2 separate regions of the Homo sapiens genome follow, and region 1 is linked to region 2. A link is a loop called in an ENCODE intact Hi-C map of the cell type or tissue named here. Cell type or tissue: prostate gland. All regions are shown on one strand.

Region 1 (8,000 bases), 97 kb before region 2:
AGTTGGGATTGAGTTCCCTTTGTGCCTTGCCATTCCCATTGTTTTTTTTCTATTCTTAACTTCAGACAGGGTCTCACTCTGTCACCCCAGCTGGAGTGCAGTGGTGCAATCTCGGCTCACTGCAGCCTCGACCTCCCAAGCCCAAGCAATTCTCCTGCCTCAGCCCCCCAAGTAGCTGGGACACAGGCACCTGATACCACATCTAGTTTTTGTATTTTTAGTAGAGATGGGGGTCTCGCCCTGTTGCTCAGTCTGATCTCTAACTTCTGAGCTCAAGCAATCTGCCCACCTCAACTTCCCAAACTGTTAGGATTACAGGCATGAACCATGGTGCCCAGCCATCATTCCCATTCTTTTGGACTGGAATGTAGAAAGGATAGCTGGAGCTCCAGCAGCCATCTTGTGACCATGAGGACAGAGGCCAGTACTACAGGTGGTGAGCCAGAAAGAAAGAAACAGCTTGGGTTCCTGGTGCTCTGCTGTCTCCGGCCCATCCTTAGACTTTTCTTCACACCCAAGAATGAGCCCCATATTAGTTGGAGCCACTCAGGCTGGGTTTCTGTCTCTATAGCTGGTACGATGACGTGTCTGATAGAATGAAACAGTCTAACTGAAAGAAGCTCAGGGATAGAGGTGGGATTTGGGAAGAGCTGGAACCAGGGACCCAAACACAGAAGTCACCCGCTTTATCTCTTGCTCTGCTTCCTTCTGCCTGCTTGATTAATTCTCCCTCCTGGCAGAACAATGCTGTCCACATGGTAAGAAGCATAACTGCCACAGCTCCTGAGTGCCACACTGTACAGCCTCCATAAAGGGACAGGTTCTCCCTCTAAGGCCATGAGCCGCAAGCGGGTCCTCAATGCTGTCTCATTCGCTGCATTTTGCTGGTCTTGTCACTCTCCCAGGCATGAAGCCACCAGCTCTCTCTCCCCTCCTGCCTCTGACTTTCCTCCTTCCCCACTTGCCTGAGGACCTTGCTTCCCAGGTTGACAAGGGAGGGGGAAGGAAGCTTCCCACCAAGCTCCTGCCATTTAATTTCCCCACTTTTCTACATCGGTGTCGCGGACTGTTTTTGTGAATGAACTTTCTAGGCTCCAGGTCGAGACCCACTCCTCCATCTGCCAAAGAGACCCCACCTTGTCTTACCTATCTGCGGACATCACTCCAACACTTCCATTTTCTCCTTCCTTTATCATCAGTTCTTCCTCCCGAGAGCAGCATTTCCTCTAGCATTTGAATTCCCTGGTATTTCTCTGGTTAAAAACAAAAGTTCTGACCAGGCGTGGTGGCTCATGCCTGTAATCACGCACTTTGGGAGGCTGAGGCGGGCGGATCACCTGAGGTCAGGAATTTGACACCAGCCTGATCAACGTGGTGAAACCCTGTCTCTACTAAAAATACAAAATTAGCTGGGCATGGTGGCACATGCCTGTAATCCCAGCTACTTGGGAGGCTGAGGCAGGAGAACTGCTTGAACCTAGGAGGCGGAGGTTGCGGTGAGCTGAGATTCGGCTGAGCTGAGATTGCACCATTGCACTCCAGCCTGGGCAACAAAAGCGAAACTCCATCTCAAAAACCATAAAATAAAAAATGTTCTCTCCTGGCCCCACAGCCCTCTATAGCTTCGATCTCGTGTTTCTCTTTCTTTTGCAGGAAAACTCCTCAAAAGCATTGTCTAGCTCACCGTATCTCCAATTCTTCCCTTTCCATCTTCTCCTAAGCCCTTCTAACACACACACACACACACACACACACACACACACACACACACACGCTACTCTTAAGCTCATCAGTGACCTCATTACCAGATTCAATAGTTACTTAGCCTAATGCAACAAAGGTCACAGTTGTCCCTTCCTTCCTCCTTATTTATTTCTTTGGCTTCCAGGATGCTGCTCTCTGGGTTCGCTCCTATCTCACAGCTGTTCCTTCTCAGCCTCTTTGGTTAATCCCTTCTCTTCCAGCTGTCCTCTCCCCTTCCTTACCCCAATTTTCTGTGCTGGCTTTTCCCAGGCTTTAATTCCATAGCTTTTCTTCTCCACCATCCAGATGCATGGCTATAAAGAAATCCTCTAATTCACATGTTTATATTTCCAGCCTGTACTCCTCCCCAAACTCCAAGTTCATGCACTCAGTTGCTCACCCAGCATCGCCACTTGGATGTCTAATAGACATCTCTGTCAAGAACTGAAAAAGGGGCTGGGGATTTGACCCTACTTGCAAACTAACAAGGTATTCTGCCATAGCTTCATGAATTCCAGCAGAAGACATGAGACTCCTGGATCAGAGACAAAAGATCCTATTACCCACCTCATAGCAGGCAGCATGAGCTTCATGTTTGCATCAGTTCCCTCCCTGCATCCCCCACCAAGTCTCTGGGGTGGTACAGAGGGGGTCAAGGCAGATGCTCTACACATGACTGAGAAACCTGGAGTTTTGAAAAACTCTGTATTTTATAATGAGCTGCAAGCAAATCTGCTCAACCTTTGCCCCAGAGGGAGACATTATCTTTATTAGCCTGAATAGCAAACAAATCTGCCCTCTGCCCAGAAGGGAGACACTATCTCTGCCTACTAAGGCTGTTCACAATACAAATATGAAGTTTATATGCCTTTTGATGTCTTGAAAAGGTCATCCGGAGGCCAGGCATGGTGGCTCATGCCTGTAATGCCAGCACTTTAGGAGGCCAAGGCAGGCCGATCACTTGAGCCCAGGAGTTCAACATCAGCCTAAGCAACATGGAGAAACCCCATCTCTACAATAAATACAAAAATTAGCTGTGGCCAGACATGGTGGCTCACACCTGTAATCCCAGCACTTTGGGAGGCCGAGGTGGATGGATCACCTGAGGCCAAGAGTTCAAGACCAGCCTGGTCAACATGGCAAAACCCCGTCTCTAGAAAAAAATACAAAAAAAGTAGTCAGGCTTGGTGGCGGATGCCTGTAATCCCAGCTACCTGGGAAGCTGAGGCAGGAGAATCACCTGAACCCAGGAGTTGGAGGTTGTAGTGAGCCGAGATTGCCCCACTGCACTCCAGCCTGGGCAACAGAGAGAGACTCCATCTCAAAAAAAAAAAAAAAAAAAAATTAACTGGAAGTGGTGGCTGTGCCCGTAGTCCTAAATACTCAGGAGGCTGAGGTGAGAGGATGGCTTGAGCCCGGAAGGCGGAGGTTACAGTGAGCCAAGATTGCACCACTGCATTCCAGCCAAGGTGACAGAGTCAGACCCTGTCTCCAAAAAAAAAAAAAAAAAAAAAAGTCATCCAGAATAGAAAGCCACAATGTGCAGAAATATAAACAGCCCATGGAGAATTATTTCCTAACAGTATTAAACTTATCATATCCAAAATGGAATTCTTGAACTTCCTTCCCAGCTCATGCCACCAAAAGCTTTTCCATATCAAGAGCTTTCAGTCATCACAGCTCCTGTCTTTTGCTCGTAATACGCACCCAATTCATCAGCAAATCCTGTTGGCTTCATGTTCAAAATATTTCCCAAATCAGATTACATCTCACTGTCCCCATGGCCATCACTTAGGTCCAAGCCACATTGTCTCTCCCTTGATTCCGCAGTCACCTCCTAATTCACAGCCCTGCCTCCAACCTTGCTCTGTTCTCTCCACAGCAGCCAGAGAAAACCTGATTAAACTTAGCTGCAGTGTTGTCATTCATTAGTTAACAGCAACATCAAGGGGATCCTCATTTCTCTTAGAAATAAAGCCAGTGTTCCTATAAGAGCCTGCATGGCCCCCACCATCCAGCCCCCAGCATCTCTCTCACCTGCACAAGCTATTTTCCTGCCCTTTCCTCACACCCTTCCATCACCCTGGTTTCCTTTCAGTTTCTTAAATACGCCAGGCAGGTGCTCACCTGGCGGCATTGCCCTGGTTTTTCATTATGTCTGGAATGCTGTGCACCCAGATATCTGCCTGTCTCCCTCCCTTACCTTGTCTCCCTGCCTTTTTCAAGCTTCTGAAGAAGGTGTCATCTTCTAGTTACAGTAGTTAGCTAGTCAGACATGAACAGGGCAGGAGAGGGCTCCTCCCCCACCACTAGGAATGTCAGGCAACCATGGTCAGGCAGCTGTTAACTGTCTCTCTAAAATAATAATTGGTTGCAGTCAGCACCAGGGAAAGGCAGTTTCCCAATGAACAGAAATACCTGAAACTGGTGATCAGCAGCTTCCCGATAAGATCTCAAGAGTTGGGCAAGTAGGTTCAAGCATGCACACTAAGAGGCAAAATGGCAGAGTTTAACTGGTATATGACCTCCTGGGGACATCTGACTGGTAAGGGAAGAACGCTTTAACTGAGCATGCGTACAACTCCAGGAAGCACACTCAGCATGCTTCTCTCCAGGCCACTGCTCCAGGTAACATCCTGCCCCAAGGGAAGAATCAGGGGAGAAGGGACGCAAGACCCCAGAAGCATGCCAGTGTATGACCCCAAGTCAAAGGTCAAACAGCGCACTTTATCTCTCAAGTCGCCTGCTTGGTCCTCTTCCAAGTATACCATTTTTTGTTTCATTCCTGCTCTAACGCTTTTTTTTTTTTTTTTTTGAGTTGGAGTCTCGCTCTGTTGTCGCCCAGGCTGGAGTGCAGTGGCTTGATCTTGGCTCACTGCAACCTTCCCTTCCTGGGTTCTAAGTGATTCTCCTGCTTCAGCCTCCCAAGTAGCTAGAATTACAGGCATGCACCACCACACTCAGCTAATTTTGTATTTTTAGTAGAGACGGGGTTTCACCATGTTGGCCAGGCTGGTCTCAAACTCCTGACCTCAGGTGATCCACCTGCTTTGGCCTCCCAAAGTGCGGGGATTACAGGCGTGAGACACCACGCCCAGCCATTCCTGCTCTAACACCTTTTTTTTTTTTTTTTTTTTGGAGACTGAGTCTCTCTGTCACCAGGTTGGAGTGCAGTGGCATGATCTCAGCTCACTGCAACCTCTGCCTCCCAGGTTCAAGCGATTCTCCTGTCTCAGCCTCCCGAGTAGCTAAAATTACAGGCACCCGCCACTACGCCCAGCTAATATTTTGTATTTTTAGTAGAGATGGCGTTTCACCATGTTGGCCAGGCTGGTCTCAAACTCCTGACCTCATGATTTGCCCGCCTCAGCCTCCCAAAGTGCTATGATTACAGGCATGAGCCACCGTACCCGGCCTCTAACACTTTTTAATAAACTTTCACTGCTGCTCTGAAACTTGCCTCAGTCTCTCCTTCTGCCTTATGCCCCTCAGTTGAATCCTTTCTTCCGTGGAGGCAAGAATTGAGGTTGCTGCAGACCCGTATGAATTCATCGCCAGTAACATTCTCATTTAAGCCTTTCCCAACTATCGCAGTGGAATCACAGTGCCTCAGCCAGCACCCCCAATTGCCTTGACTTTGTTTTATTGGTCTCCGAGCACTGACCACCTTGTTCACTTATTCTATTTATTGTTGTCTGTCTGTCTGACCCCATTAGATTATAAAGCCCATGAGGGCAAGGTTTTGTCTGCTTTGCTTACTGCTTAGTGCTTGGCACATGGTAAGAGCTTGATTAATGTTTGTTGATGAATTGAAGTTGAAGTCAGAGTCCAAAGACATTGCAGAAAACAGCATTGATTATCCTGCCTCACCTGGGGCGCAATGACTGGAGTTACAGGAAAGGGGTCACATAAGAAGACAGAGAAGGATCCGGTGTGGTGGCTCACGCCTGTAATCCCAGCACAACAGGAGGCTGAGGTGGAAGTATGGCTTGAGCCCAGGGGTTCAAGACCAGCCTGGGCAACATAGAAAGACCCTGTCTCTACAAAAAATTTTTATTTTTTTATTTTTTTAAAAACTTTAAGTCCTGGGATACATGTGCTGAACATGCAGGTTTGTTACATAGGTATACATGTGCCATGGTGGTTTGATGTACCTATCAACGCAGCATCTAGGTTTCAAGCCCCGCATGCATTATGTATTTGTCCTAATGCTCTGCCTCCCCTTTCCCTCCACCCCCCGATAAGCCCGGGTGTGTGATGTTCCCCTCCCTGTGTCCATGTGTTCTCGTTGTTCAACTCCCACTTATGAGTGATAACATGTGGTGCTTGGTTTTCTGTTCCTACATTAGTTTGCTGAGGATGATGGTTTCCAACTTCATTCATGTCCCTGCAAAGAACGTGAACTCATTCTAGCTGGGTGTGGTGGCTGTGCACCTGCAATCCTGCTACTCCAGGAGGCTAAAGTGGGAGGACTGCTTGAGCCTGGGAGGTCGAGGCTGCAGTGAGACATGATCATGCCACTGAACTCCAGCCTGGGCAACAGAGGGTCTCTAAAACAAAAAACAAAAAACAAAACAAAACAAAAAAAGCAAAAAAGAGGAAGAAGAAGAAATGAGAACCTATGTTAACCATGTAATGAAAAAGCCACTGGCAAGAAGGGGAGACACCAACTGTGCTGTTGATGTCGGAGGCAGGGCAACAGTGGGGGAACAAGACCCTGGACCCAAACCACTTGGGTTTGAATCTCCCATGTACTTCTTACTAACTCTGGTGTGTTGGAGAGATTGTTTCATTTTCTCCTTTCTTTTTCATCTGCAAAACTGGGGGAACACGGTACTCTCCTCCTGCGATTGTCAGGGGGCTTAAATATATGAATTAATGTTAAAAAGCACTCGAAGTAGCACTCAGCACATAGTAACATCAAATACAAGATCTGAAAACTGTTAGAAAAACAATGAGAACTTGATAAAAGAAATACATATATATTTGAAGAAATCAATATGCTTCTTTTCCATAGCAGGTAGATAAATAGAAAGAAAAATCAGTAAGGACATAGAGAAATTGCACACTGCAACCTACAAACTCAATTTAATAGATACATAGAGAAACACTTACCTTAACAGAAAGTAAATATTATCTTCTAATATCCACGGAATCTGTCATATACCTAAACATAAAGTAAACCTCAACAAATAAAATAAAAAAGATTTTTCTCAAGCCAGATTCTCCCTAATCATAATCCAATATTATAAATATTTTATTTTATTTGTTTTAATAACTTAAAAAGTGAGAAACACCACCCTAGATAATGGAATTTAATCTTTTTTAGAAGAGCAATAAATAAGAGAATATCACAAAATCAACAGAATACAACAAAAGCTATAGTCAGAGGAAAATTAATAGACTGCAAAACCTTCATTATAAAGAATGACTAATAAGACAATGAAGAAATGTATGAGCCCAGAGGTTACAATAAGAAAATAAAAGAAATTCTCCATAAAAAATAATAATGACAGAAACTGAATGTAATGAAATGGAAAGCACAAACAACAGCAGAAAGTAAAAAATCAACTCAAAAACTCATTTTTTGAAACACCAGATTAAACCCCTGGCAAGTCTGATTTAGAAAAAAAATAAATAAATAAAAATAAAAGTATAGCTATGTAAAAAAGAAAACTTAGCCAAAATCACAGAAGTAAAGGAAAATTGAAGAGAATATCACGTGCAATTCTATGCCAATACATTTGATAACCTGGATTAAGTGGCTAATTTCTTGGGAAAAAAATAAACATTAAAAATGGCCCAAGACAAGGCAGAAAACTTGGAGAAACCGATGACCAGAAAGAGATGGAAAATTTACCAGATCAGAGAGGTTCAAAGCTGAGTTGTATATAACCTTATGTGTAATAAAAAGGATTGCTCCAATGTTACTTATTCCAAGTTGTACACAGTTGTTCTCAGACTTGACTGCATGGTGGAGTCACCCAGTGAGATTTTTAAAACTAATGATGTCCAAATCCCACCCCAAGAAATATCTATTCAACTGGTGTGGGCTGTGCCAGCTATCAGCATCTTGAAACAGTTCTCCAGGTGATACAAATGTGCAAGCCAAATGTTAAATCAAGTGTAGCCTAAAGCTGTCTTCTTATGTATTCAAGTTTGGCCTAAAGGTTTTTCTGTATCTGCTGAACTATAGCAAGTGGAGGTGTAAACAGACCATAGCCTCCGCTTGTGACAATCACTGAGTTTTGGCCAAT
Region 2 (8,000 bases):
AAGAATGACTGAGTTTTCTTTGATGGCATTTGTTCAACATCACGCAAAGCATAATCCTGGAGTCCAGTAGAAGAAGTAGTATCTAGCCTGTCATTTAACCCACAATGCATAATTGGTATATCCACCATATAAACACATTAACACATACCCAAATATAACACACAGATATGCAAAAGCAAACACATACAATGTAAGAAATAAACATGTAAACACACACACAACTGTAGACACATATGAGTCAAACACCTGTAAACAAAATTTCTTGATCTAAATTCAGTGAAGCTTTCCATGTTGTTTAGACTGTCCTGGAAGATAACACTGAAAGGCACCAACAGCTTCTGCTTAAGGGATGAGATGTGGATTCTTTACCCTAATAGGTAGTTCTTTTCCTTTTTCTTTCCTTAGAATTGGCTGTTTTGACCAATCAAACTCTTGGCTTGGTTTTGTGTTGAAATGATCATAGCTCAACCTTAGACCAGGCTGTTCTGATATGCCCTTACTTTATCAAATTGTTAGCTAAGGATTATTATAGAGATTCTTTTAAGGAGAAGTGTTTGCATTGGGCATGTGCTGCGGGTATGCTGGGAAATAAGTATATTCTGGGCTCTGCTTTGAGAAGCAAAAGGTGATCATAGGTGGGGAAAAATCAAAGGAGGAACATTCTATAATCCTTTTTATTTTTTTGATCCTTGAACTCCTTGAAACTGGGATAAATGTTCTAAGGGCAGTTCCCCTGATAGTACAAAATTACCATAACTGATCTCACAAAGGAAGATAAATAAGAAAACACATTTGTTTCAAGGGAGCCAGGGAGAAGGTATCTTTTTACCTTCTTTCTCTCTCTAGCCTGTTGTATTCTCCCCCTGTTCTAGCTGTTTCTTGCTGGAAACAATCTCAAAAAGGCTTTCTCTATCCAGTATGGAATGATTTATCTTAGTCTTGGAATTCTGGGATAAAATGTGCATATATGCATACATGTGTACACACACACATACGCACATACACACATGGGACCTAAAGTTTCAGGAAAGGTTTTTATTTTATTTTTTAAATGAAAAGCAATGTGACACTACTTTCAAACTGGTTTATAAGAGGCACATCAATCCAGTTGTGAACTGAGAACTTTTTAAGGGAAGGAGAAATTGTTCCCGTTAAGCCCTAAAACAGTATTCTTTCCCATTGATCATCTAAACCAATTTGCTTTATATTGAATAGCTGTATTAGGAAAAAAAAGTCAGCTGTTGATACCCTCCAATGTCAGCTAGATGGATTTTTTTCCCTCAACATAAGGTGCAGTTGTAGTTTTCCTCAATCTCATAATTAAAAAAAGGTGATAAGCTATTTGTTCTGAATCAATTCACTTAGATTTTAAGGAGCATAATGGAACGTCTGTTGTTCCTGAAATAAACAGCACAATCTCGAGTACTCAGACAGCTTGCCTAAGGTGGTAGGAATACTATGTTTTTGTCCTACCAAGGTTCTTTACCCGGGGCTCCCTGACCCAGAAGACCTGTGCATAAAATTCAGGGCTGTGTGACTTGGATGGGGAAAATGTGCATATCAGTTTTAACTAATTTCCACCTCAAATGCAGCGTTTCAGTTAATTATGAATATAAGCAAAATTGACAGCAATATTAATGACTTTGCACCTATGGTAACCACAGATAGTTTATGTTAGATTACAGACTTCTTTTGTAAAATCGGATATAGTCTATTTCACATGCATTTAGAAACATCATTTTAAGAAGGGGGTCCTTGGGCTTCCTCAGACTGCAAAAGTCACCATGACCCTGTAAGTGTTAAGACCCCTTCTCCAGGAGACCTGGGTCATTAGTAAAGGTCATGATCCAGCACAGGCTGTGAAGGTGCATGGCATCCCATCACCAGGAAACTCTTTTTTTGTCGGGGGCCTTGAACCTTCTCACTCATCCAGCAAAATGCTCACTCTAATGCCCCAGGGTGGAATCTGTCATTACTGTATGTATTTAAGCTTCTTCAGATTAGCGGCAGAGGTGAAGGAGAAAGAGGAAAAAGAGATCACATACCACTCCTCCATCTCTTCACATATTTTAATTTAAATATGGAATCATACTCTATGTCAGTATTTTGTAAACTTTTCTTTTCTGTTTTTGAAACAGGGTCTTGCTCTGTTGCCCAAGCTGGAGTGCAGTGGTGCAATCATAGCTCACAGCAACCTCTCTCTCCCAGGTTCAAGGGGTCCTCTTACCTCAGCCTCCCAAGTAGCTGGGACAACAGACGTGTGCCATCACATCCAGCTAATATTTGTATGATTATGATTATGATTTCTTTATAGAGATGGGGACTCATCAGGCTGGTCTCAAACTCCTGGGCTCAAGTGATCCTCCCACCTAGGCCTCCCAAAGTGTTGGGATTAGAGGAGTGAGCCACCACGCCCAGCCTGAAATCTTTTTCTTCCTAATTTTTTAATTTTTTGAGACAGAGTCTCCCTCTGTTGCCCAGGCTGGAGTGCAGTGGTGTGATCTTGACTCACTGCAACCTCCACCTCCTGGGTTCAAGCCATTCTCCTGCCTCAGCCTCCCGAATAGCTGGGATTACAGTTACGCACCACTATGCCTGGCTAATTTTTATATTTTTACTAGAGACAGGGTTTCACCATGTTGGCCAGGATGGTCTCAAACTCCTGACTTCAAGTGATCTGCCCACCTCAGCCTCCCAAAGTGTTGGGATTATAGGTGTGAGCCACTGTGCCCAGCCTGTAATCTTTTTCTTCTTAATATTTTGATAGCACACCTTGATGGAGCTCTTTCTGTGTCCCAAGCAACATTCTAAGCGCTTGGCCTGTGTTATCTCATTTCCTTCTCACAACCACTCTTGGCAGGGGGTACTCTTCTGACCTCTCATAAATGTTGGCTAAATGAATAATAGCTGTCTCTTATTGAAGACTTACCATGTGCCAGGAGCTATTCTCAGAGTTCTGTACATGGTCTCATCTATTCTTCCCCAAAGCCCACAGCTAGGTTTTATTATTTTTACATTTTATAGATAAGGGAACTGAGGCACAGAGAGATTAAGCACCTTGCCCAAGATCACACAGCTGGTAGGTCACCAGTAGAAACCTCTGGATATCAGTGGAGACAGTCTGACTGCAGAGAGGTGTTGTTAACCAGCAGGCAGTCCCACCCTCTATGATGAACTTTTGTCATGGTGATTGTTTGAGCATGCTTTAGTTTGTAAGGTTGCCACATCATTCCTGGAATAGGAGATAGCTTTTTCTTTCGCATAGATGGATACTGAAATCACTCTATATCAGTATTTTGAAAAATTTTGGTGACTCTACCCTCACCATAGCATCATTTCTTGAGAAAAAGAAGAGAAATAAACGAAGCAGCAGCACGAGCAGTTTCTCTTCCTACTGGTCTGTAATCTGGCCACGACTTTAGGCTGTGGCTGAAATTCCTGACCTTAAATTCCAGCAGCCTCTGATTGAGGGCACCCACTCAGTCAAGCTCCCTTCTTGGAAACAGTCAAACGCCATCTAGTGACTGAATGCAGAATCGCATACTCCTTTCAGCCAGGAAGGGAGACCATGGAGGGGGAGCCAGGCTGGGTCAGGAAGAGGAAACCCTCTCTGGGCTGGTAAAGTTGAAAGCAAGGAAATCACTGAGCCCCGAGGAACTGCACCAGCATCTGGATAAAAACCCTTCAGTCTTCACTGTGAACACATCTGGTTAGTTGATGAAACTGTTTTCACAGTACATCTGGCTGGATAGATACAACCACACAGCCACCACCACAGGCTCGTATTAACTGAGCAGTTTCTTCCCAGCAAAACTAACTGCCTGGAAAAAAAACGCATGAACAAAACATATTTGTAATTTGTCAAATCTAAATAATACCAATAGCTCAGCGATTTGCTCTTTTGATCAAGACTGTTTTATGCTAGGAAGTGTGCTAAGTGTTTTACATACAGTGTCTCGTCTGCTCTTTTTTTCTTAACAGCTCTGAGAGCTAGAGATTAAATTATTCCTGTGATCAAACTGGAGCTCAGGAAAGCTAAGACATTGTCCAGGTTCCCACAGATGGTGTGTGACAGAGCTGGGAGCTGAATGCAGATCTTGCTGACTCCAAAGCTCAGACTCCAAAGCTCTGACTCCAAAGCGCACGCACCACACACACACACACACACACACACACACATTTAAAGATGCAGAATCTCATTATTTAGCTAAGCTACCCTCCGTGCAGCAAATATATCATCACAGTGAAAGTCTAGTGATAGTACTATAAAGACAAATTATATGTAGGCAGGAAAGAGAAGGCTAATATCCATTATTATCGTTACAGTGGATTTTTGGAGGATTTGACTTTTATCAAAAATATTGTTTTAAATCAACAAATACCAGGAAATTGAATCCAACAGCATATTAAAAGGATGATATGTCATAACCAAGTGGGATTTATTCTAGGAATGCAAGGGTGGTTCAACATAAGAAAATCAATCAATCTAATATGTCACATTAATAAAATAAACAAAAAATATATAATCATCTCAATTGATATAAAAAAGGGCATTTGAAGAAATACAACACCCTTTCAGGATAAAAATACTCAGAAAAGATAGAATAGAAGGGAACTTCCTCAACATGATAAAGGACATTTATTTTAAAAAACCCACAGCTGACATTGCACCTAAAGGTGAAAGACTAAAAGCTTTCCCCCTAAGATCAGGAACAAGACAAGAATGCCTCCTTTCACCAATGGTATTCAACACTGCACTGGAAATTCTATCCAGCGTAATTAAACAAGAAAAAGAAATAAAAGGCATCTAAATTGGAAAGTAAGAAGTAGAACTATCTCTGTTCACAGACGGCATGATCCTATATATAGAAAATCCCAAAGAATCTATAAAAAAGCCATTAGAGCTAATGAACAATTCAGCAAAGTTGCAAGTTACAAGATAAACATACAAAACCCAGTTATGTTTCTACACACCTGTAATGAACAATCCAAAAAGGAAATTAAGGGAGCAATCTCATTTACAACAGCATCTAAAAGAATAAAATGCCTGGCAACAAATTTATCCAAGGAAGTAAAGGACTTGTACACTGAAAACTCAAAACATTGCAGAAATAAATTAAAGAAGACTTAAATAAATGGAAGAACATCCAGTGTTCATGGATTGGAAGATGCAATATTGTTAAACTGTCAATACACTGAAAGTAATCTACAGATTGAATGCAATGCCTATTAAAATTGCAATGGCCTCTTTTTTTCTGTGGAAATGGAAAAGCTAGTCCTCAAATCCACATGGGATTACAAGAGACCCTGAGTAACTAAAACAATCTTAAAAAAAGACGAAAAAAGTTGAAGAACTCACACTTTCCTGTTTCAAAACTTACTACAAATCTGTAGTAATCAAAACAGCATGATACTGACATAAGGATAAACATATAGAAAAGTGGAATAAAAATGAGAGTCCAGATATATACATATATTTCTATTATTTATATATATCTCATATATATGTATCTCCTATATATATATCTCCTATATATATATCTCCTATATATATCTCCTATATATATATCTCCTATATATCTCTCCTATATATATCTCCTATATATATATCTCTCCTATATATATCTCCTATATATATATCTCCTATATATATATCTCCTATATATATCTCCTATATATATATCTCCTATATATATCTCCTATATATATATCTCCTATATATATATCTCCTATATGTATATCTCCTATATATATGTCTCCTATATATATATATATATATATCTCCAATTGATTTTTGGCAAGTGTGCTAAGTTTGTTCAGTCATTCAGTGGAGGAAAAAATAGTCTCAGTTGGTGAGGGAACAACTGAATTTCCACATGCACAAAAATGAATTTGGATCCCTACCTCACACCATATGAAGAATGAACTCAAAATAGATCAGTGACCTAGATTCAAAAGCTAAAATCATAAAACTCTTGGAAGAAAACAGAGGTAAATCTTTATGATTTTGGATTTGGCAATGGATTCTTAGACATGATACCAAAAGCACTAGCAAAAAAAAAGGAAAAATAAAGATAAATGTGTATATGTGTGCATGCATGTGTTTGTGGGTGTGTTTGCTTAGTCCAGAATTAGGGTAGTAGTAACAATGAGGACAATAACTTCTTAGAGCACCTTCATTCAGGAGTTGAATCACAGTTCAGTTATCAGACAATGCCAGGAAGAGCTATACATTTCTTTTGGTATATTGACATCTTAATATTATTAAGTCTTCCAGCCCATGAATACAGGATGTTTTTCCATTTATTTAGGATACTGAAACAGGAAAGAAGAACAGAGCTATTCGTGATCATACAGCTAACAAATGGAAAAATGACAATTGGAAATCAGGTTTTTAAACTCAAAGTTCATTTCTCTCTCCCAAGGAGTGCTAGGACAATTACTCATTTGTAATTTGTGACAATTCAGGCAAGGGCTGATCTCTAGTTTCCCCTGCTCTTGGGAAAATTTTCTCAAAGATGCTGTGAACACAGTGGGGAAAAGGTTGCAAAGAGAATGCTTAAACTGCTTATAACCAAATTGCTTTTAAGCAGCACTTTAGTAGAATCCATTTATATAATAAGAATGAATATGCTAACTGTGAGCCATTTTTGTGTATCCTTGAGGGATCTCTACAGGACAAGCCTCATTTGAATTATTCTCTTCCTTTAGTAAACATCCAGTACCTGGGATTTACTGATTTTTGGCACTGAGTCTGAATTGCTGAGATTTATTTTTTTTGTAAAGATGAAATTATTAAAGTAGAATGAGGATGGAACTATCATTTACTGAACACCTAGTAGGTGTTAGGATGCATCCTTACCATCCTTGAGTCCTCTAAGCTCCAGGAAAAGAAGCCTTTGTACCAGGCAAAGAAGCCTTTGTTCTCAGCTCATACCTAACATAAAGGAGGATTCACCTCTTCAGAAGATTACCCTCCACTGAAGACACACAAATTCCCCAATGTAATAATAAGAAATGGATATTGTACTGCAATCTTATGGTACTGAAGGGAGGTTTTACATCACACACCACGCAACATAAACATCTCCTTTAAAACTTCTTGTTTTTAATCCTCAAATCTTTTCTTTTTGCCAGTGGCTTCATTATTCACTCTCCTCTTACCCAAAAGAGCATCACAAAGAAATGTTTCCTATTGGCCTGAGCAATTCAATGGTGGTGCCCCTAGATTGTAAACAACCCTCAGGAGAGGAAAAAGTCCGGTTGTTAATTAAACAGATGATCAAAATTGTTTTTGTAGGGTGTGTATGCATGTGCATGTGCCTGTATGTGTGTGCTGGGTGGTTCTCATTTCATCTGGGTTCACTTTTGTTACCTTCTTTGCTCTTTAAAACAACCCCAAGAGATCATTTAGTCCCATTTTGTAGAAGAAAAGATTGCTGCACAGAATGATTTGGTACCACGTCTAAGGTTGCACAGTTTGTCAGTAGGGGAAGCCACAGTGCCATACAGACCTGATTCTAGTATTCATGATGCCAGAAACTGGTCCCAGAAATGAAAGGCTGTGGCTTTCTCGATTTTCATAGCAGTGGGTAAATTCTTCTTTCTACCACAATGGACCTTCTTCAACGGGCCCTGAGTAAGTGGTGGCCAACTATGTATTAGGGTATTCAAGAAATGTATAGTCTAAAGCAGGACTTAGCAAACTACAACTAGTGTGCCAGACCCAGCATGCCACAGGTAAATAAAGTTTCACTGGCTCACATTAGGCCCATAACTTTAGATAGTGTCTCTGGCTGCTCTTGCACTATAAGGGCAGTGTTGAGTAGCTGCAACAGTGATCCAATGGCCTCAAAGCCTACAGTGTTTTACTATCTAGACCTTAGTGAAAGAAGGATGCCAATCCTTGGTCTAGAGAGTCAACTGACAGATAAGTTGGAAATTGAAAATCAGAGCTTAAGTAGGTGGTAGGGGAGCACAGGAACCATGTAATTGCCAAC

What was found. A loop is a pair of places that touch in the nucleus more often than their neighbours do. Peaks named below come from ENCODE experiments on the same cell type or tissue, not always from the same donor. Only the 100,000 strongest peaks of a DNase experiment are listed, where the experiment ranks them.
Region 1: it touches region 2 in a loop (5-fold over the local background); 41 of 110 quality-filtered maps call a loop at or near these places.

What each region holds. Positions count from the first base shown.
Region 1 is chr16:17,479,366-17,487,365 of GRCh38, forward strand. LOC105371106 (a long non-coding RNA gene) reads right to left here and starts at 4,324. Exons shown (of 3, transcript XR_933144.3): 1 at 4,162-4,324; 2 at 1,147-1,253. In prostate gland, no CTCF peak of the experiment used is centred here; no DNase peak of the experiment used is centred here.
Region 2 is chr16:17,575,948-17,583,947 of GRCh38, forward strand. No RefSeq gene overlaps it. Among named protein-coding and RNA genes, the nearest start is that of XYLT1, 110 kb to the left of the region's middle. RefSeq lists an enhancer at 2,914-3,415. In prostate gland, a CTCF peak has its summit at 3,535 (motif pointing left); a DNase peak (open chromatin) is centred at 3,514.